Linked DNA regions of Homo sapiens: region 1 is linked to region 2. A link is a loop called in an ENCODE intact Hi-C map of the cell type or tissue named here. Cell type or tissue: gastrocnemius medialis. All regions are shown on one strand. Each heading gives the region's core, and the rest is flanking DNA. Links, peaks and the distances in the headings are about the cores only.

Region 1 (11,852 bases), core at 4,660-7,159, 61 kb before region 2:
GATTTAAGGAGGGTGGCAAGACTTCAAATTCAGAAGTCATTGGAAGTTAGAACCAGATGTGATCTTAAAGATCACCAAGTTCAATTCGCTTATTTCACAAAGGTTAAATGACTTGTCCAGGGCCTCACAGCTGACTAGAAAAGGCATAAACTAGAACCTGATCTATTTGCCTGCCTCCAGTGCTCCTTCCCCCAATCTTTTCACTTAACTGAGGCTTTGTTAATCTACTGTGGTCTTCCTTAATCTCCAGTTTATTGGTAGAGATTGACAGTTTCCCACTTGATTAAATGTTGTCTGATACTCTTGTTTCATTTCTTTGCCCAGGTTAATAAGCTCTTCAAGGGCAGTGAATCTTTCATCTCCATAATATCTGCCCCAGTGGCAAGTAAGAGGTACACAGTTTAATGTGTCATGATCAGTGGATTGATCGATTGTGTACATGTGATGCTTTGAAGAAAACATATTGCATACTAAGACACTGCGCATGTCACTGAGACACAAGTTTGGTTGCATAAGGATCGTTTCCACTCACTTGATTGACAGATTGGCCCAGAGTATATGTACATTTGAACAATTATATTTGTGTTAATACATTGTACCTTTGTTTCTTTCAAATATATCAAATTATAAACTAGAGTTTTCAGATAAACTGGAGCTTTCCATTTCTACTATGCCTGTGGCAGAAAAATAATGTAGATAACCAACCACCTTTGCCTTTTGCCGGAACAGCAGATAACTCCCTCTATTGTTTAGACCTTTCTAAAAGGTCCTCTCTCGGAAGTCTCAATTCCCTCTGTATTAGCTTGTAACCACCACAGGCATGAATATTCATTAGTAACCTCACCTCCACCTATCCAAAAGCCTCAGGAATGGCTGAGGACGAGGTAGGCTTTGTAGGTCTGTAGGGCTTATATTTGTATATTGTAGTTGTCCAAATATGGCTAGCCTTTAAAGAGCTGAACAAAACAGGCGCAATCCCATCATAAAAATGGGCTAAGGACATGAATAGACAATTCTCAAAAGAAGATATACAAATGGCAAACACACATATAAAAAAATGCTCAACATCACTAATTATCAGGGAAATGCAAATCAAAACCACAGTGCAATACCACCTTACTCCTGCAAGAATGGCCATAATCAAAAAAATTAAAAAATAATAGATGTTGGTGTGGATGTGGTGAAAGGGGAACACTTTTACACTGTTGGTGAGAATGTAAACTAGTACGAGCATGGAAAACAGTGTGGAGATTCCTTAAAGAACTAAAAGTAGATCTATCATTTGATCCAGCAGTCCCACTCCTGGGTATCTGCCCAGAGGAAAAGAAGTCATTATATGAAAAAGATACTTGCATATAAGTGTGTTTATGGCAGCACAATTCGCAATTGCAAAAATATGGAACCAGCTCAAATGTCCATCAGTCAATGAGCGGATAAAGAAAATGTGGTATATATACACCATGGAATACTACTCGGCCATGAAAAGGAATGAAATAATGGCATTCGTAGCAACCTGGATGGAATTGGAGACTATTGTTCTAAGTGAAGTAACTCAGGAATGGAAAACCAAACATTGTATGTTCTCACTCATAAGGAGGAGCTAAGCTATGAGGACACAGAGGCATAAGAATGATACAGTGCACTCTGGGGACTCAGGGGAAAGAGTGGGAGGGGTGTAAGGGATAAAAGACTACACATTGGGTACAGTGTACACTGCTCGAGTGATGGTTGCACCAGAATCTCAGAAGTCAGCACTAAAGAACTTATTCATGTAACCAAACACCACTTGTTCCCCAAAAACCTATTGAAATAAATAAATTAAAACAGGCCAAAAAAAAAAAAAAAAGATGGTCTCAGGTAACCCCTCAAATATCATACCAGGACCATTTGGCTATGAGGAGGAAGAAGAACTCACTAAAATAAGAAAACTAGTTTCAGTTTTTCAAAATATTGCCTCAAATAATAAGATAAGTTTTATTTCTCTTGATCAACAATTTTGACAATGAAATTTTAAATGATGCCACAAATAAAAGTGATTATCCCTGGAATGGCTGACTGCAATGCCAAAGGTTATTCCTGAATACATTTTTATGGTGGCATTCTAACTGTAAAACCTGGTACCTGATGGAATGTTGACAGATTTGTAAGTGCTCCCATGTAAATGGTGTTAATTCATTATCAAATTATGAAGTACTTAGAGGTGTTGGCCAGTTAACTCGCTAGACTCCCTCAAGATTCCTTACCCTACAGCATTGCCTTTGGGGGATGGCTGCTCTGATATATTGACTGCCCAAAAGCCTTACCCTTCTTGATGTACCTTGAGGAATGGAAAGGGTCCATCTGCTGGAAAGGAAAGGGCTTGAAGTTTAAGTAAAATGAATTTAAATGGGGTTTAAGGTTTGAGAACCTTAGTAAACTACTTGTCTTCCTTGCTCTTTCTTGTATTTGCTTCACTGTGCCATAAGTTGAATGGAGTCCTTTGTTTTGGTTCATCTAACTGCCTTATTTAATGTGTGTTCTGGACCCTTCCCAAGAAATGCTACAGATTTAAGTTGAGGGCCTGGGATTGAGAGAGAAACAGACCTTGTAGGTGTCAGACAGCCTACTTTAGCTCAGCCAAAGATTTAGGCATCTATGCTTTGCTACAGTTATAAAACCGGGAATCTTCCCACCCAATAAAATGGAAGTTTTTATTGAGCTTTCCTTTTAAATAAAAAGAAAACTTGGAGAATAAACCTTCTGTTTGTCATGCCAGCCACTAGAGGGTAGAATAGCCACATTTCCTACTACAGATGTAATTTAAAGAGAGGGACTATGGTCAGAATACATTTGCCAGTGCTTGTCAATACAGATGCTTTTTGACTTATGATGGGGTTAGAACCACATAAACCCACTGTGAGTTGAAAATATTAAAAGTTGAAAATATGTTTAATACACCTAACCTACTGAATATCATGGCTTTGCCTAGCCCACCTTAAACATGCTCAGAGAACACTTACATAAATCTACAATTGGGCAAAATTGTCTAGCAACACAGCACACTGTAGAGCAGGGGCCTCTAAACCCTGGGCCACGGACTGGTAGCAGTCCATGGCTTGTTAGGAGCCGAGCGGCAAGCAGAAGGTGAGTGGCAGGCAAGCGAGCATTACTGCCTGAGCTCTGCCTCCTGTCAGATCAGCAGTGGCATTAGATTCTCATAGGAGCACGAACCCTATTGTGAACTGCACATGCGAGGGGTCTAGGCTGAGCACTCTTTATGAGACTCTAGCTAATGCCTAATGATCTGAGTGGACAGTTTCATCCTGAAACCATCCCCCCAACCCCCCGCCCATGGAAAAATTGTCTTCCATGAAAACAGTCCCTTGTGCCAAATTGGGAACTGCTGCTGTACAGTATCGGTTGTTTACCCTCATGATTGTGTGGCTGACTGGGAGCTGTGGCTCACTGCCACTACCCAGCACTGGGAGAGAGTATCTTACAGCATATTGCTAGCCCAGAAAAAGATCAAAATTTGAAGTACCGTTTTAGGGCACAATTAACCAGCAGAAGAGTTTGTTAAAATGCAGCTTTCTGGGCCCTACGCCCCCAGAGGTTCTCATTGGATAGCTCTGAGTGGAACTTAATATCAGGGGATTCTCACACAGGTATCTTGGATTTTACTCTGAGATACGCTGATCTATAAGAGTTTTGGGGCATGCATTTTTGCCTATCTTTTCTCTTGGGATTACAAAGCAAAATGATTATTTGGAGGAAAAAAATCTTAATAACAGAAACCAGGGTATAGGAAAAAGCTAGAGTGTTGGTTAATTTAAAGGTCTTTCCCTGCCTTTGTCTAACATATTTCAAAGGAGACTCACTTTGTAAATATTCAGAATCAAAGAAGCTACTAAAACGTTTTTATTGGGAGTTTTACTTCAACCAGTAAAGACCATAGAATCCTTAGACTACAAATCTCTAAAATTTTTGATAAAATATCCCTTCTATGACCATCTCACAGCTCCCCTAATTTTATCCTTTATGGGTTATGTATGTGGTTTAGCTCTGTGTCCTCACCCAAATCTCCTAACTGAAATCCCCGTTTGGATCGTGGGGTGGTTTCCCCTGCTGTTCTTGTGATACTGAGGGAGTTCTCATGAGACCTGATGGTTTAAAAGTGGCAGTTTCCCCTGTGCACTCTCTCGCTCTCTTGCTGCCAGGTGAGATGTGCCTTAGCTTTTCTTTGCCTCCTGCCATGATTGTAAGTTTCCTGAGGCCTCCCCCAGCCATGAGGAATGGTGAGTCAATAAAACCTTTCTTCTTGATAAATTACCCAGTCTCAGGTATTCTTTATAGCAGTATAAAAATGGACTAATAAAACTGGTGTCATGAAGACCCCAAGCCTAATGTCTTAGCATTGTAAAATATAGTTGTGGAGACCTTACAAAGAGTGTATGTAATTTTATCATGATCTTGATTGAACAAGTATCAAGATTCTTTCTTATGTGTACAGATTCAAGTGTAGTAATGCACAATGTCCTTCTAGTAAGGATGACAATTTTATTTTTGTCAGTGCCCCTAGAGAGCAGTGGCATCCTCCTGGGGAAAGTTTTGCCATTGCTTTTAAATAGAAAAAACATGATAAAATCATTCGAATCTGTGATAGGATTCTACCTTTTAAAGAGTTAAAGAGATAGTGGGAATGTGAGTAAAATGAAACTTCGTTCTGAAGCGAGGACTTAGACCAATGAAAGAATGGTATGAGTTTTTCAGAGAGACGAAAAAACAGTCTATCTTCTGTGAGCCCTCATGGACCAAAGAATACAACCCTCCACCCCCACATATTTCATATGAAGATTTCTGAAGATTTTCCAGTGTCACTTCCTCTTTCCTTCCTGGTTTTTGGGGGAGTTCTATGATTATCTGTCAATGAAAAAGGAAGTTCTGTAATCTTCCAATCTCTTTCTCTCTCTCCTCTCTCACACGCACACAAAAAAATATAAGAAATCTTTTCAAAATTAAAGGCCAGAAATCTACATTGTGTCATTTTAGGTGTAATTCTATAGAAAAAAAGATGTTTTGCAGAAATTATGCTGCCTTTATGAACTTTAATTAGTAACACTTGTAATAATCTACACGTTATTAATCTGTCTCCTAAAATTTATTTTGATGCTGATACAAATTATTATACTGAAGGAATCCTCCCAGTAGAGGTACTTCTAAAAGAGGTATTCCTTGAAAGTTTGGTAAATTTCCAGTTATGTTAGATTAACTACTTAGGAAGCCTCTATATAGTTAAAATCTGGAACAAATGATTAAATGAGAATTTGTGCATTATCATAATAGAACACAAGACTTATGGTGTTAACTTTATTATAGAGAATTTCTGTAGCTCACATAAGAAATTGAATCCTTTCAAAATGGGTGGGCTGATGAATAGCCCAAATTTGGCTCCCAAACTCTATTAGTTACAAGTGTGCCAAGAATGGATTTCTTCCCTCCCCCCGTCCCCCACCAGCACTTGGGACAGCCAAGAGGAACCTGGGGTGATGGGAATCCCTTGGCTGGTTATCTCTGCCTCTTTATCTGTTTCCCCCAGTGCCACACAAGCATGTGTTTTGTTTATGCCATTATGTGACAAAGTTGGGAAGACTTTGTTCTTAAATTCTGATTTCCATTGTTCATAATTTTATGATCAGTTGATCGATGCCTTCCAAAATATTACATGTACCCACTCTCAGTAACTAGAAAAAGATCTCATGAAGCAGCAGCATTATCATTGTCTGTTTTGAAAGAGCTAAAATTAAGTTTGCCATTCCTTCTAGAGTTCTGGCCCAAGGTGACTTAAAAACAGTTTTAATAAACATTTAGACCATCATGTATTTTGTAATACAGTTGGGTCACTGTTGATTCCTAAGATAAATGTGTTTAAACAGAAGCTTTCTCATTCATCAGCAGCCTCAGCTTTCATCCAAATTTATTTAATGATGATGCAAGCCCATAGCGTTGGTGTTGCAGTTCGTCACCATGGAAGTGTTTCTGTCAACAAATCCTCGCTTTACTATCATGAAATTGATTTTGTAGGGGAAAGGAGGATAATTGTGAAAGCTTCCTTTTATTCTTAAAGATCTTCACAGTTTGCCTGGATGTCTAAATGAATTGTATTTAAAATCAATAACTGGCAATAAAATTAACCACACTAAATTAACAATTATGAGGTTAGAAAAAGGGAAATGGCAATAAGCTACTTTGTCTGAAATCGTCGTTTTGGAATGTGACTTGGGGACCATACTTGTAATTTAAATGTTCCCTGAAAGCTGTTGTTCTCTGCTCAGAAGTATGGATTATCCCCAGGGACTCCCATGAGGCAGATATCAGAATTTCTAGGAGGATTCGGCTGAGTTATTCTCATCTATATTGTAAATGGCATAATAATCACAGAAGAAATTCACACTATATTACTTCTTTCAACTAACATACTGTATTTTTTAAATATGCCTTTTCTATAGCTTATGTTCATAACTATCTTTGGCTTTTATTTGCTTGTTTAAAAAAAACTGTAAGAGGTTAAAACAAAAAAAAAAACTGTAAGCTTTTGAATGCAGGCCCCTTATGAACAGGGTAGGTAGCACCTACATTAAGTAATTCAAACTGTTTTGGGAACCCCATAGGAAAAAGAAACAAGAATGACATTTTCTTTTTTTTTTTTTGCTTTGAAGTAGAGTGTTCAAGAGTTTATGTCACAGTGGCTGGTTCCAGATTTGGTTGTAGACATACATGTTCTATGGGAGGTTTGATCTCTGGTAGAAATACAGTCAACTCTTGATTTGTCAATGTAACTATATTTCCAAATGTACTTTCTCTGGCTTCCTATCACATGTCAGAGCTTTTTAATTTTATCATCTGCTTCTATGTGCTCATGAAAACCAAAATTATTCGGTAGTATTTTATTTCATTATTATAAACATTTAAGTTCCTAATGTAGTCTAAGCACTGTGCTGGGCTCTTAGAGATACTGAAATATATCCCAAGCATGAAGTTATGTTTGCTTCTGAAAGATCTTATAGTTCACTTTGAAATCAAAGAGATGTAATTTTTATTTATTTGAACCACTTTTCTCTCCTCTAATATGTGATTAGAAGTTGACCATAAATGGGACATAGGTCCTGTTTGTTTTTAAGGAAGAATTAATAGAGACTATAAGCAAAAGACAAAATTCTATTGTACATGCAGAAATATAACACAGAATGACCAAAAGAAAATTCAGCAAGCAATGGTAAAAATAACAAATTATTTACTGTTTTATAATGTTAAAGTATTTCACCAAGACAAGTTGCAGTCAAATTAAAGTGAGTTATGGAAAATGAAATACATAAAGATGTATTTATACAAGTGCAGACTAAATATTTTCCATACAAGTATGTAAATGAAAAGATATACAGTAAGTGCACACTCGATATGACTATGCAGGCAACAGTTAGTTTCAGATACTCTTGTATAGTTCATGCACAAACCTTCCCAAAGTACGAGTTCAGTCAGTCTTGGGGGATATGGAGGGATGATTAAAAAAGGATTGAGTTCCTTGCAAAAATATCAGTATGGACTGGATGAGGGTGAGCGTGGTCAGTTATATATATTACTTACTGTAATTTGTGATTGTCGAGGAAGAGGTGTGGCTGTTGGTGTGATAGTAATACTGCTGGTGACTTTATTGGTTGTTTTGTTTAGTGCCCCGTTAATTAAGCCTTGAGTTCGGTTATCCTGCAGTGGTGCTGAAGGGCTGGCAGGTCTCACAGGGCTGGCTACAGCTTGCATGTAAGGACTTCCTAAGTGAATGTGGATTTTATTATCCTCAGTAGTTATCACACTTGAGCTATTGCTGTTTGAACGCTGAAACTGCCATGATGACTGCCGGTCTGGGGAGACTCTGAATATCGCATGCTTGGCACTGATTTCTGTTGGTTCTGGGGAGCGTCCCTGCTCAGGAGAGCTAGCTGAACCAGTCACAGCCAAAACCTGAATAGGGGACATTGTCCTTTCTGGAGTTAGAGAACCACAAGACTCTGGGGTCTGTGCTCTGGCAAAGGTTGCCATGGTAATTGGGGACATGCCTTGTTCTAAATTCATGAGGTCTTCGGTAGAGGTTTTGGACTTTACTGGTGTTATGGAGGCGTTTTGGAGGATGGTTATCCTTTGCTTTGGCGTGCCACAGTTCGGTATCACTGCAGTACTCGTGTAAGAGTGAGGACTCTCTGTGGTTGGACTTGTGATTTCAAGAGTGGCTGTGTTTTGTACATGGTCTGGAGTAACCTTTATATGAAGTGGCTGCCCAGGTGTGTGGCTTAGGACTAGATCTCCAGGTTGCACAAAGTTGGCATTGGGTTTAGTTTGCATTTTTCCATTCTGAAGATGGCCCTCCTTGGATTTCATCCAGGGAATCCATAGCTTTCTGTTAACAGGACATGGAGTAGACTGGCTGCATTTGAAGGACAGCACAGATCCCTCATCATTAGGGTCCTCGTCTTGATTCTCACTCTCCTCATATAACTGACCATTGATGACTGCACGTTCCAGAGGAATGAGGCTCTTGTAATCAGGTGGTTCATTGTCTACTGCTTCTGTCTGAACTTCTTTAGAAAATACTTGAGGATCGGAAATTCTTCTTCCATTGAGACTAGGCCTGAGGCTCTTACTGAAATGCCGGTACCTCTCTAACTCCTTAGTGAGGTTTTCAATCTCTCTTCCTAAATCTCTGTTCCTGTTTTCTTGTTGATTTAGTTTTTTTTGCAGGACTGAGTGATCTCCCTGGAGGTGACATATTAGGTCTTCAGTTGCCATGTATTCATGAATTTTCTCTTTTAATGCATCCACTTCTCTTGAGAGGTGCCCTGACTTAGCTTCTTCTTCTTGAAGCCTTTTGAAAAGCCATTGTTCATGGCTGGTCTCTGTCTTTTCTGCTAACTTGTACTTAGCAAGTTCCATTTTAACATGTTCTAGCTCTTTAGATAAAAATTGAGCTTTGTCTCGTTCATTAGCATACCTTCGTTCTAGAGTCTCATATTCATCTTCTGTTTTCATGAGGTCATCCTCAATGGCTTTCATGTCCTTTAGCTTCAGTTTCAGTCTTTCCACTTCTTGAGAGAGCTCCTTAATCTTATTGTTTTCTTGGTGTAATGCTGTTGTGGATTTCCCAGAGTCTTGATTTAATTTGTTTTTTAGGAAATCTTTCTCAATTGCTTCCAATGATTGAAGCCTATTTTTCAACATATTAACTCTTGACAGGAGATCATTTCCTTTCTCTTCTTCCGCTTTCAATTTGTTTTTTAAATCATCTCTCTCCTTGGTTACGCTGTACATCTTTTCTTCTACATCGGTTTTGGACTTGAGCGCCCTTTTAGTTTCCTCAATTAACTTCTCAGTAACTGTTGTTACTTTATTTTGCTCCACTTGAAGCTGAGAAGAAGCAGCTTGTAATTTATCTTCAGTTTTCTTTAATTTTTCACTCATTGTTTTCCGTTCATCTACAAACATCACAGTTAATGTTTTCAGTTTAGTTAAATCCTCTTTTAGAGTGAATTCTGTCTTTTCTAGCCGACTTTCAATGGCTTCTAGCTCTTTGATCCTTACTTTTAAACTCTCCAGTTCTTGAGACAACTGCTTTGTGGTCATCCTTTCTTTTTCTAAATTGCATTTCAGAGAGTAGCATTCTTGTTTGCTTTTGTTGAAAGCGTCTTCTAACTTTTCCAGAGCCATAATTCTTTTACTGAGTTTTTCAACCTCTAGTTTAAAGTCTTTACTCTGTAACGTCTCCCTTTCAAGCCTCTTATTGAGATCTCTGCACTGCTCCTCCATTTTTATGAGCTCTTCATCTTTCCCTTCCATATCTAGCACACGTTTCCTGAGCTCTTCCACTTCAGCCATGATACCAGCGTTTCCATATTCTCCCTTACTGATTTTTTCTTTTATATCTTGCAGCTCCTCTTCTGCTTTTCGTAAAGACCTGTTTGTCTCTTCTAACTCATCAATCTGCCGGCTGAGTGCTGCCAGCTTTTGTTGAAGCTGGCGATTTTGACTGTCCTCATTGGTGAGCTTCGCCATAATTGTGTCTTGGTCTTGGTGAAACTTTGTGGTCTGCGTTTGCAGTTCCTTCTCTAGTCTGGTTGCCTTCTGCTCTTCCTCCTGAACTCTGGCTTCAGCAAGGGCTAGTTTGGTATGTGTTTCCTTTGCATTTGTGGTCAGCTCTTGGATTTTCTGTCTTTGAAGGGTGAGCTGTGCCGTCAGCCTTTGCTGTTCATCCACCACCATCAAAGCAAAAGACTTCAGCTTGGTCAGCTCCTCTTTCAGGGTGGTGACCCTTTTCTCCTTTTCTTGCTCCTTCTCCTCCTGAGACTTGATTTCTTGATCAATTAGCTTCTTTAATCTGAAAAATGTAAAGTGCATTTTATTTTGTGATTGATGCTTTAGTAACTCATCGAATGTACTTAAATATATATGTAATTTAGAAATTATGTAATTATATGAGCTGTGTCAGTTCATATACAATATGCAAAAGAGTTCCTGAATTTGATGACAGAGGAAAATCTTGATAAAGTTATCTTGCTTTTTTATTTGACTACCATTGATCAGTAACAGCTGCATTTCACCAGGAGCCTTAGTAAAAGAGTAAGGGCAAGAATATTTAGTTTAAATTGCTTGGGTAACATGTAATTAGTAGGCAGTCTGGCCTGAAGGCTGTGAAAATAGCCACAAGCTTGAGATGATGCAGTTAGACCTGGCTTCAAGGCCGACCCTACTCTTACCAACTAATTGATCTGGGCAGTTATTTAACATCTCTGAGCCTCAATTTCCTCATATGAAAAATGGGGGCAATAATTTTATTTACTTCAGGGGCTTTTTATGAAAATTAAATGCGGTAATTCATCTAAGATTCTCATTGTCCTGGCACATGGTAAGCATTTGGTATTAGTTGTTGCTGCTGTCTTTATTAATATGGTTATTATATTTATCAAATGGCTTGCTTGAACCAAAGTGTTCAATTAATGTTTGATGTTCAAGTCCTTGATTCTTAGTTAAGAAAAAATTTAGTCACATTGCTTAGAAGTTATGCACTTCACTGATAGACCTCTGTGCCAATTAAAACTTGGTTTGCACTAGCACAACATTATTCTAGGAACTACTTCACATATATCTTATCCTCATAGTGGATAGCAATTAAATGAGGAGAATTGAGAGACATCTGTATGGGTTTGGTGTTTTCATAACATTTGAGAAGAGCATGCGGTTTGGTAGGAAAGTGCTTATTGATGAGAGTCTGATGCTAGACATGACAGAAGAGAAACTCTGTTATCAGGAACATAATAATTCCCTCTTAAATGATGACTACTATGACATGCTATTTTCTTCTTTTATGTTTTAAATTTGTCAGCATAACAGGAGGGTATTTTACATGTAGTATAAACTATCTCTTCCACTTAAGTAGTGAGGTCAAAGTTTTAAATTTGTGGCACTCTCAATTATACTGCGAATGGGCTGATTATAGAGGATGTAATTACAGCTTTGCAGTACTGTTATACAGAAGCTAAAATAGAATGGAATCCCTAAGGAATTGAACCAAAGGACTTGTCATGGATGAAGTTATGACTACTTACATTCTGATAGGTATAGAGAATTCATAAAACTTTAATGTATCTTTTCTATTAGGAATGAGTTAATTATCAAATGCATGTCTATCATCCTTATCACAGAACTTACTTTTTGAAAGTTGTGTAAGGATTTGAGAGAACTTTTTATTTATTTTATTTTATTTTATTTTTTGAAATTGAGTCTCACTCTGTCGCCAGGCTGGAGTGCAGTGGGGCGATCTCGACTCACTGCAA
Region 2 (11,852 bases), core at 5,537-8,036:
CTGATCTAAAGGAAAATGAAATTGGCCTAGGCCCTAGAGTATGCCTGAGGGGAAGGGGCATGATGGTAGTAGGATCTGGACCCTGGAGAATCCAGGAGTTGAAACTCAAGCCAGTTTGCTTTGCTTCTTATTGATAATTATGAAGGCAGGCAGGGAATACTGGGTGGAAATACTGGATAACATTTGGTGTGGAATTTACCAAAGGATTAAACTGTATACAACATTCTTTTAACTTGTTATTTAATACAAATCAAGTAAGCTTTAGTATTGCTTTAAGGATTGGGTCTTAGATGGTCATTACAAATCTTCAGGAAAGTGTTGTTTAGAAAAACAAAATGGCTACACGTTGAAATAGGATAGTACCTTCCTTTAGAGATGCCAACTTAATTGCTCCAATGAGAAGAGTAGTCTCCCTTTACTAAACTGTTTAGGAAAATTGATATTTATTTCTAATGTTTATGGTTTGTTGTCTCAGAAGATTAATGCCAAATCCTCAAAAATGTAGTGACAAGCGATGACTCATTTTAGCTCATGTCAAAACAATGCACTTTTGTAATTTTCCTGTCCCTGGAGAAGCTATTAAACACTGAACAAAATGCCTCAGAATGAAACTGATTGAGTGTTTCAAATTATGTACTTTTGCTTGGCTATTAGCCAGATGTTCGTCGGGAAAGCTCACTGTACATCAAGGCCTATGATTTGTGCTGACAATAATATTACATAGTTTACACTGCTTAAATATCAGCGATGTGTATTCTAAAGCTAAATAGTCAAAGTTCAGTCTCTTTGCATAATCAAGTTGTGTAACTCTACTCTCAGCCAAGTGATTTTTCCTTTATTAACTCTGGACGGGATGTAAGTAATGGGTAAGGTATTTTTCTCTGCATTATCTTGTTGATAAATAGCACAGATTCCAGCTAGGTTAGGAAGAGTCTCAACACACACACATACACACACATTTTTAAGATTTATACATTTGATTTTTTTGTGAGTGGTACCACCTGCCTTGTCCCTAGTAGAGCTCAGCATAATGTTTTTTGTGTAGTAGGTACACAAAATATGTGTTGCTGATAATGATGCCAATAAACAAAACAAAACACAGAGTGTTTTTTTCATTAATTTCCTATAATCTGCCAGTAATATATGAGGTCTTACAAGAATCAGTGTTAAGCCAACTATGTTTTATTTTTTAGAGACAAAATATTTAAATGATTGGCTTGCTTTCACTGACCTCCTAAGTAATAGAAATATTCATGATGTTATATTAGACATTTGTGGAGGACAATAAAATTAGTGTAACTGACTCTTAGTATTCGAGACATTCTTAGTACCATGTGACATTTTTTTGAGTAGGAATTTGGGGGCATGGTCTCTTGACAACCAAAAGTATGAGGTTACTCATAACAGTTTCTATTACACCCAGCACCTGGGAAAGAGTCAGTGCTGAATAGATATCTGTTGAATTGAACTGAATTGAACAGATATTCAACTCATTCTCATTTGCTCATGTTTTACAAGAAGCAGTTTCTCAGATGCATTTCCATGGGAGGACATGAAAAAAGGTAGTGAAAATGAAATACCTTCTGATTCTATGGCATGGTAATAGGAAGTTATCTTGATATATAAGGGTATCTAGCTGTCAGCTCATTCTGAGGAAATGGTGTGAAGGGTAGTAATTCAAACTATATCTGAAAACTATAGTTTTGATCCAGGGAAGAAACCTTGGATTATAGTCCATTGTTACCAGTAGACACTGGACAACCAAAAAGATTAACAAGTCAACAAAATGCTTGTCAGGAAGAGATTCACACTAAATCAATAGTGTGATCTTATTTTTTATTAAAAATCAGGCATATCCATGTTATGCTTTCTACTATTCTAGTTGCCTGTCATGGAAAAGGTTTAACAGAATTTGGAGGTTACACAGACAGAATGGTAATGGGGTAACTTCCATGTGAAGATAGTCTGAAATTTAGATGATAAATTGATAGATTAAAGAGGAAAAAAATCTATGAAAGTGATTTATTTAAAGCAACTAAAATCTATAAAATCATAAGCAGTGTGGCAGGACAAATACTCCTGTTCACCTAAACCTAGAACTGTTAGAATCTGAGGTTTCATGATTAAGGATATAAACAAATGGTCAAACTTCTGGGTTTAATTCCTTTCCTGCCCATTTATACTTTTGTGTCCCTAGGTACCTTATTTATCATCTCAGGCCTCAGTTTCTTCATCTGCAAAATGCTGCTTATAATAGTAACTCTCTCATAGGGTTGTTATGAGGATTAAAGTTTAAGAGAGAAGCACTTAAAACAGTAGCTGGCACGTCATAAATCTGTGTGTATTCATACATGTGTGTATATGTATACACATATGCATGTTTTTTTTTTTGAGACGGAATCTCGCTCTGTCACCCAGGCTGGAGTGCAGTGGCGTGATCTCAGCTCACTGCAACCTCCGCCTCCCGGGTTCAAGCAATTCTCCTGCCTCAGCCTCCTGAGTAGCTGGGATTACAGGCGCCTGCCACCACACCCAGCTAATTTTTGTATTTTTAGTAGAGACGGGGTTTCACCATGTTGGTCAGGCTGGTCTCGAACCCCTGACCTCGTGATCCACCTGCCTCGGCCTCCCAAAGTGCTGGGATTACAGGCGTGAGCCACCGCGCCCGGCCATGTATGCATGTTTTAAAGAATTTTCCATATGGGTTAGGTGGACCAAAAAAAAAGTAGGTTTAGAAGAATTTTGATAGATTTATGGATGATTCCAAAAATTGGCTGTTAGGAGTAATTCATTTTTTAAGCTTGCATCTTAACAGGACCCTACACAACATCCTTGTAGCTACCATGAGAAACTGGGACCCTGGGCTGGTTGGATCAGTGACGTGGCCCCCAAAAAAGTGTGTCTTTTTTTACTAAGATGCTTCATATAGAAAACTACACAATGCTCTTTTCTTATTTCTGAGGCAGAAATAAGAAATAATAGAGCTGTCGTCCCCTGCTGCTTCATTTAATGGTACTCATTTGTCCTAAATAAAAAACTCTTCATTTGGTAATAGAAAAATATGGCTTCAAGTAATAGAAACAAGCCCAAGCTAATTGAGTTAAGCAAGATCTCTGGCCAGGAAGAGTAACTGTTGAGATATGCATCTTGTTTTTCTAAGCAAACACTCCTATTTCAGAATCTGATTGGACCTTAAAATCTGCTTACCTGGTTTAAGCTGCCCAATTTTCAGACAAGCACTTTACATTTCTGGCAATAGTGAGTGTGATGAATGTTTTTGTTATTATTGCTCTTAATGATAAGTGTATGGCTTTCATTACAATAAACAAAGGTCTATAAGGGCCATAGGCCAGATTGTTTCACCATTAGAATGTGCTTATTTTATTTTCATCATTTGCTAGTATTTTTGTTCCTAATCTTGGAAGAGATCTTTCAGTAGGGAGAGAAAACATTGCTATCCAATCAAGTATTTGTAACCATTTTCAGTAGTAGAATCTGCCTGGCAAAAATTTATTTGGTTTCTATGAAGGCAGTGTTTTCAGCCCTAGCATTTTTGAATTATCAAATTAAAATAGAGCTTTTTAAAAATATATTTACTATGCTTCTTTAGAATAGGATATTCCATTAAAATGAGGTCAAAGAGCCTTCCAAACATTAATTCTTGTTATTTTGACATCTTTTTATTTCAAACATAGTAAGCCTTGAGGTTTCCTTACTTTTCTCTTTTTTTTGTTTTTTTGTTTGTTTGTTTTTACTTTTCTTTATGGCTGCTTATTGCCTTCCAGTCAATTTTAGATTCATGCTAATTTTACCCCATTATCACTGTAGCAACTACCTCCTTCTTGCCTCCCACACCCACTTCTCTTCTGCGAGACTTCGTTCTATCCATCCTCTTTTGCTCTAGAATCTTCAATCTCAGTTGGCTTTTCCCCCTAATTTCACTGTTTCTACAAGTGACCAGCCTCTCTCTTTCCTACCAGTCCTTGGCAAACCTCTTGAAGGAGTATTATTACACTCTTTACGTCTACATCCTCACCACCTTCTTTGGGTCCTTGAAGTCAGGTTTCAGTGTCTACCATTCTGAAGAAATTGTTCTCTCAGAGGTCATTGGTGGCATCCTCAGATCCAAAAGCCTTCACTCTGACTTCATCCTCTGCCACTGCTCCATGCCAGTTAACATAGTTGACTGCCTGGTGACTCCCACTGGTCTTTCCAAGTTCTCTTTCTGTTTCATAGACTGCTTCTTGTCTACCTTCCTAGATAGCTTATCCCCCTTTGAATGTAGGCATTTGCCAGGACAGGCCAACTCTTTGCTTTCCACAGTATTTCTCCCCTGGGACTATCATCTACTACTGTTTCAACTTCCCTTCTGTGCTGAAACTCCCAAATTTTTACCTTCACCACTGCTGGCCTGAGTTCCATCTAGTCCCATGTGTGCACTTACTCCTAGATATCTCACCAGTTCCTCAACCACAGGATTCCAAAGCCAAACTCTCTTGTCCTCTACCAGTCTTCTAATTGCTCTTACTAGGACTAATCTTCTTGTCATCAGGGCCCACAGCAATTGCTGGTCTAGTCTTTGTATGTCTTGCATCTTTAGAACATGTAACATACTCCATTTTACATCTTATAGCATAATCATTATTTCTCCATTTTTCTCGTTTATTGAGGTATAATTTATTTTTACTAAATGTGCACAAATATTAAGCATACAGATTGATACACTTTTACATATGTGTGTACTATATAGTCTCTATCCAGATTAAGTTATAGAATATTTCCAACTCTGCCACTAGCCTCCTTTGTGGCACATTCCAGTTGATATCCACTTTCTTACTGAGAGGTTGCCACCATTTGATGTCTATTACTGTAGATTAATTCTGTCTGTTTTGGACTGCATGCATGTGGACTCTCATATTAATGGAAATGCAACTTCATATAAATGGAATTTACATTGCCATCAGAAATGTATGCAAACTCTAGTTGCTTCACTTCTTTAACATTTGGTAATATCTTTTTATTTAGCCTTTCTGGCCAGGCGCAGTGGCTCATGCTTGTAGTCCCAGCAGTTTGGGAGGCTGAGGCAGGCAGATCACTTGAACTTAGAAGTTCAAGGCCAGCCTAGAAAACATGGAGAAACCCTGTCTCTACAAAAAATACAAACATTAGCTGGGCATGGTGGTGCATGCCTGTGGTCCCAGCTACCTGCGGGGGCTGAGGTGGGAGGATCGCTTGAGCCCAGGAGGCAGAGGTTGCAGTGAGCGGAGATCGCACCACTGTACTCCATCCACCCTGGGTGACAGGGCCAAGACCTTGTCTCTAAATAAGTAAATAAATATTAGCCTTTCTGGTAGGGCTGTAGTACTCCCTCGTTGTAAATTTAATTTGTATTTCCCTGATGATTTATAATGTTGAAACTCCCTTTCACATGCTTATTTGCATATTCTCTTTAAGGCCCCTTCAAGTCTGTTTCTTTTATATTGGGTTGTCAGTCTTATTTTTTATTAAATTATTGGTTTATAGGAGTTGTTCATATATTCTGTATGTGAGTCTTTTGTTGGTTATACATAAGCAAATATCTTCTCCCAATCTGTAACTTGCCTTTTCATCCTGTTGTTGTATTTTGATTAACATAACTTATTTATTTCAATAAAGTCTTACTTTTTTAACCTTTTATGATTGGTGACTTTATGTTCTTTTCAAGAAATTTTTAACTTCTTCAAGGTCATGAAGATAAAACTGAAACACAGAAAGGTTAAGTGGTTTGCACTAAGATTGTGGCAGACTGAGTTTTCCTCAAAACTTTAATTGTCCCCCTCTTCCTGGGTATATGGCTGCCCAACCAGACATTTCTAGCTTTTCCAGTACTGAGAAGTGGCTATGTGAGTTTGGATTGGATCATTGAACTATAAGTAGAAGAGATGGTCATCCCTAACTTGAAAGCAAGACACTTTTCATGTATTTTGCCATTTTCCCCACCCATGCCCTAACTCCCTACCATGCCCTATAACAGAGATATGGTAGAGTTTCAGTATTGATCATGTGGATGAAGACAACTCTGAATGGTTTCATGGAGCAGAACGACTTTTAAGTTTATTTAAATAATATTTAAGTTTATTTAAATAATGTTTAGATAATTTAAAACTTGTTTGAATAATTAGAGTATATTTAAACCTAAATAAACATATTTTTGGGACTCTTACTGTTATTTAGACTTCAACAAATACACAGAGTTGGTTAGCATATACTGGAAGCAGCCCTTCAACTCAGATCTTCAGCTTCTTGTACTCTTAATACTTTGTCACGTTATCATAGTGCTGATGGAATGGTGTGGAATAGTTATCTTAACTACCTATTACCCTTTTAATTTTCTTTTTTATTTTTTTTGAGACAGAGTCTCACTCTGTTGCCCAGGCTGGAGTGCAGTGGCGCAATCTCAGCTCACTGCAAGCTCCACCTCCCGGGTTCATGCCATTCTCCTGCCTCAGCCTCCCCAACAGCTGGGACTACAGGCGCCCACCACCACGCCCAACTAATTTTTTGTATTTTTAGTAGAGACAGGGTTTCACCATGTTAGCCAGGATGGTCTTGATCTCCTGACCTCATGATCCACCCGCCTCGGCCTCCCAAAGTGCTGGGATTACAGACGTGAGCCAACGCACCTGGCGTACCCCTTTATTTTGACATCTGCAGCTCTTTGCTGAACATAACATTGCACCCATAGCTTCCACTGTTTTTTCACATTATGTGTACTTAAGCCAAACCATATTCCTTGCTTTTTCCTGAATTTGATTGCTCTTTTTGCCCTAATCCCCTTCCCTTATGCTATTAAGTCCACCTATAATGATTTTTGTGTTCCCTTCTCTTTTTCTCCTTGTCTGAACTATGTCTGTCTTTTAATGTGCAACGCTAATGCTATCTGGATCCATTAGGAGATCAAGCCATTCCTGATCCCCTAATCAGTGATCACCTCTTTTTCCACCACCTGAATGCTTTTCTCCTCCTGAGGGCAAGGGCCATATGTGTGATCCAGTGCCTGGCACATGGAAGGAACTCAGTAAGCATTTTGAAATGAATGAATAAATGAACTAGATGATAAGTAAATTTTTCAGGTACTGAAACTGTGTATTGAATATTTGTAAATATTGATCTGGTCATGCAATGAGCATGGCCAAGGATTTTTAAACTGTCCAATTGTTTTTGTGTCTTCTCTGTCAGTGAAGTTCTAACTCGGCAGTTCTGAATCAGCAGAATTTCTGTGCTGTATCACTTTCATCTTCCATAACATAGCCCATGCAGCTGGATATGTCAGTACAAATTGCTGACATAGTATGTCCATTACCTAATTTGACCTTTTAGCAAATAAGACCTTTCTATTATAAAGTGAGAAGAGGTATATGTGGAAAAAGAGATGCTATTTTCTATTGAAGGCAGATGATTTGACTTAGACAACTATGTGACAACTGGCTTCACTCGTGTTCTCTTGGCATCTTAAAAGAACATTTGAACCATATTTGAAATACCATTATGTTCCTATCTGCAAGTTCCACTGTTGGAGATTCTCATTCAGTATGTTTGGGGTTGGGCCCAGGAATCTATACTTTTAAGTGTCTCCCCAGGCAATAATGATGATCACTTAGGTTTGGGAACCACTGGCAAAGAAGTGTTAAGAGCTCAGATATGAGAGTCCTTGAGGCCTAATTCTCCTCTCCAGTTACTAGCAGTGTGATCTTGGGAAAGTTACTGTCTTTGAGCTTCTTCAGGGTGATTATCTGAATATTATGTGGACAATAATATTACCTCCTTTAAAAGGTTGTTAGGAGGATTAAATGAGATAATCTACTGTGCTTAGCACAGTGTTTGACAGTAAATATTTAATTAAATGTAATTGTTATTATCACTAATTATCAAGTTATTTACAAGAGACCTTTCTTTGTATTTTTTGTATAGAATATACAAAATAGAATCTACCATCTACAAAAAAAAATTCCTATTGTGTGTGTGTGTGTGTTCTTTCTTTTAATGGGAATCTTAATTAGCTTCAGGGATTTAGTTAAAATTCTGTGTGAGATTACTCTGACCCCATTTACTCTTTGTGAATAATTTACCAGTTAACAACTCTATACTTAAAAAAATTATTGGAGAACCTTTGTGTGTGCATGTGTGTGTGCACAGGCCATCAAAGGAATGCTTACCTGGAAAATGTAAGAACCAAATGTTCTAGTGCAGCATTTCTTGAACAAGTAGATGGCTAAAGTGTCATAATTTAGGAGCTTCAAGTTGAGGCTATGGGTGAAAGACATGCAGGGAGACACCTGTTTCAAGTTCTGGCCTCTTCTCATAAAATTAATTTTCTGTCTGATCCAATACCAAACAGAAAATGGAGCAGAGGTACTCTGAGCTAGGGTTTGGTGGTGCTACCTGCAAAATAAATTGAATTTTGATTGTGTGTATACACTGTACCATGTGCTTGTGTATGTTTCATATATATCCATGTAGGAATGATGTGGAAGCCTTGGGTCAGGTGAGGGGGTCTGGGGTGTGGGTGGAGTCATGGTATCAAAAGGAGTTAGAGCCACCCCTTGTACAATAGTTACTTGTTAACAAATTTGTGAATAATGAAAAGTCAAATTTTCCTGCAGACATAATCATTCATGGCAAGGGCAAGATTTCTTTTAGGTGAAGCAGAAACTCTCTAGAGTAAGAGAATGAGTAGATTTACTTGAAAAATCTTTGCATAAAGAAATAATAATACTGCTAATAATAGGGTATCAAGTGTGTCATGTTTTTCATCATACAGATGAAAAAAGTCCATCACACTGCTAATTTTATTTAACTCATAATAACTTAAAGTTGCTATCAGTTATAGTTAATTTAGATAACCTCAGTGTATATTTTGCCACATTTTTATTCCATTTCCATTCAACTGCCTATTGAATTCTGAAATTGCATGGAGAGTAGGTGATGAAAGTCACAGTCTGCAACCCCTTTCCTGTTCTTTCACTTGAGTGAACCCTTCATATTCAGAGTTCATTTATCATTGTCAACAAGAGCTGTTGTCATCTGACCAAAATGAGTGAGAAATTTCAGTTCTCGGGGCAAAATGTGTATTCAGAGCTGAAATTTTGTTTAAGAATAAGGCTGATTACTTAACAGTGAAGGGCTTCAGTGTGGGGTCAGCTCACCCTCATTGCACTTTCAAGTATAATATTAGGTATTCTTAGATGTCCAGAACCTGTGAAATTCTTAATAGAGTTGGTTTATACGTAATTTCTATTCTTTGACTTACAAGAACTTAAATCTTGTCTAAAAACCTGTATGGATTTCAAAGGCTTAGAGAGGATTAAAAGGCTATAAAAATTTAAATAACTTCATCCAGTGAGTATGTTTACCTAAATGTGTCATCAAACTTCTCAGCTTTCTGGTTAGAAAACTGGTTTGGGACACACTGACTCACACTGTCGACTGATAGAATGCAAACACATTCAGAATTCTCCTGGCAAGACTAATGTAACAAAAACAGGGTTCTGTGAGCTTTTAGAGGTGAAATGTTTCATTTCTTTAATAAATCTTCCTATCACTGAGAGCTTTTAAAGTAAACAAACACATGTCTTCACAGTTGTTAGGTGCTAGGTGAAGTGGCAGATGCATGTTGTTATATCCAGTACCCCTTACCACTTTCCAAGGAAACAATTTTTGTAGGTAACCTGGGGAGTATTATGTTTTAGCCCTTAGGCTGAAAAAAAGTAATACGCTATAATTCTAACTATTATCTCCATATGTAAATAAACATTTTATGGGGTTTATATTTTCCCTTTGGCCTATAGATCTCAAATTCTTTGCCCAAATAGTTACCCATACTCTTCTCAGAACCCTCATGCAAGAAAGTAGATAACTAGAATATTTATGCCCATTTTATAGATGGAAGCATCAACACATAACTAGTGTTATTTTTTTTAATGTTGCCCAAGAAACTTGGGCCCAAACTCAAACAATGGCCAAAGGCAGTTATATTCTCTAAGTAAGGTTAGCTGAGCAACCCTTTTCAAGGATGAAGAGATGGAGACTGGCCTGTCTTCTTGGCAGAGCTCAGGTTACAGTTGAAATAAATAGACGCTCCTGTTTCTTTCTCTTTTCCAGTTGGTTATATCTCATTGCCGTTTGTTCATTCACATGTTGCTGTAATTAGCCAATTTTAGGCTAGGCAAAGGGATTAGGTAGCGCATTACACACCCACATCTCCCTTTCTGGGATTTAGGATGAAATGAGATTTATTTTTCCATTTGCTTCAGCCAAATGGAAATGTATTTCTTCAATCCTATTTGGCTGTAAAGTAAGTTTTTATCAGGAAGTTGTACAATAATGGATAATGTGAAATCCATTTCTCTTGGGTGTTTTGCTCGTAATAGTTTTCTGGTTGTTGTTTTTGTTATTATATATTATATAATATATATTATATGTTATTATAACAAAATAATAAGTATTATTATTGTTAAGTTGTTTCCAAATTTGACTCTAGACACACTTAACACAAGGCCTGTATACACTCTAGGTTCTCTAACAACTTGCCAGTGGTGGGTTGAGATTTTTCTGCATGACGAATGTCTCATGGTCTCAGGATAAAGGGGAAATCCAAGGTTGTGGCATACAGGGTCTGTATGCCCTGGCTCTAAAATACTCATCCTCACCCGAGGCTTAACTCCATAAATTTATCTTTTTAATGTACCTGTGAGTGCATTTCTCTGCCTGCTAAGTCTACTCAGCCTTGAAGCTAATTGCTGCCTGCTGGGAAACCTTCACATTCGCTCCCTGCAGAGCTAATCCATCTTTCTAATCAGATCCTTGAGCACTCTTGTACATGCCTCTGTTACAGCTCACAATTAATTAACTCATTCTACTTATGTTTCCACCTGGGCCTCAAAGACAGGATCCATGTCTTCTTCATTATTTTTTTTTCCTAGTTCCTAGTTCCAAGCATAGTGTTAAGTTAAATGAAAGAATGGATAACAAATATCCCCCATTTTCTCTCTTTTCACATATAACCAAAATGTTCGTTCTCTCTTTTTTTTTCCAGCAAATAATCATTTGCTTTCAGTTCCAAGTCTTTATTCTTTGCTTCCTAATAACATTAAAAGTTTTAATTTTTAGAGTGTTAAGAACACAGTGAAACTTTATCTCATGAGAAATCTACATTATCATCAATAGTTTTATATCTATCTTGTTGGTCATTTAAATCAATCAAGTTATACATCCATACTGACCTTTTTGGTTTTATTCAGCCATAAAAAGGAATGAAGTATACTGATACATGTTACAACATGTCTGAACCCTGAAAACATTATTTTAAGTGAAAGAAAACAGGGACAAATAGCTACATCTTGTATGATTCCATTTATGTGAAATGCCCAGAATAGGCAAAACCATAGAGACAGAAAGGAGATCAGTGGTTTCTAGCGGCTGTAGTGTCACTGCTTAATGGGCACAGGGCTGCTGCTTCTTTTTTCTGTTTTTCTTTTGAGACAGGGTCTTGCTTTGTTTCCCAGGCTGGAGTATAATGGCGTGATCTCGGCTTACTGCAGCCTTGACCTCCCTGGACTCAGGTGATCCTCCTACCTCAGCCGCCCAGGTAGCTGGGACTGCAGGTGCATGCCAGCACACCCAGCTAAATTTTGTATTTTTTGTAGAGATGAAGTTTTGCCATGTTGCCCAGGCTGGTCTCAAACTCCTGGGCTCAAGCAGTCCACCTGCCTCAGCCTCCCAAAGTGCTGGCATTACAGGCATGAGCCACCGCACCTGGCCCACAGAGCTTCTTTTCAATTGACAAGTAGTATTCCATTACATGGATATACCAC

The links. Peaks named below come from ENCODE experiments on the same cell type or tissue, not always from the same donor. Only the 100,000 strongest peaks of a DNase experiment are listed, where the experiment ranks them.
Region 1: it touches region 2 in a loop (2.2-fold over the local background); 3 of 110 quality-filtered maps call a loop at or near these places.

Annotation. Positions count from the first base shown.
Region 1 is chr3:99,840,675-99,852,526 of GRCh38, forward strand. All of the region lies in intron 1 of CMSS1 (cms1 ribosomal small subunit homolog), which reads left to right. It overlaps FILIP1L (filamin A interacting protein 1 like), which reads right to left. Exons shown (of 6, transcript NM_001387850.1): 5 at 7,621-10,396. The region is part of intron 1 of LOC105374010 (a long non-coding RNA gene); the gene reads left to right. Among named protein-coding and RNA genes, the nearest start is that of HP09053, 23 kb to the left of the region's middle. RefSeq lists an enhancer at 2,821-3,322. In gastrocnemius medialis, for the core only: no CTCF peak of the experiment used is centred there; a DNase peak (open chromatin) is centred at 5,978; H3K27ac peaks cover 2,500 bases.
Region 2 is chr3:99,900,879-99,912,730 of GRCh38, forward strand. All of the region lies in intron 1 of CMSS1 (cms1 ribosomal small subunit homolog), which reads left to right. The region is part of intron 4 of FILIP1L (filamin A interacting protein 1 like); the gene reads right to left. All of the region lies in intron 1 of LOC105374010 (a long non-coding RNA gene), which reads left to right. Among named protein-coding and RNA genes, the nearest start is that of MIR3921, 58 kb to the right of the region's middle. In gastrocnemius medialis, for the core only: no CTCF peak of the experiment used is centred there; no DNase peak of the experiment used is centred there; H3K27ac peaks cover 2,500 bases.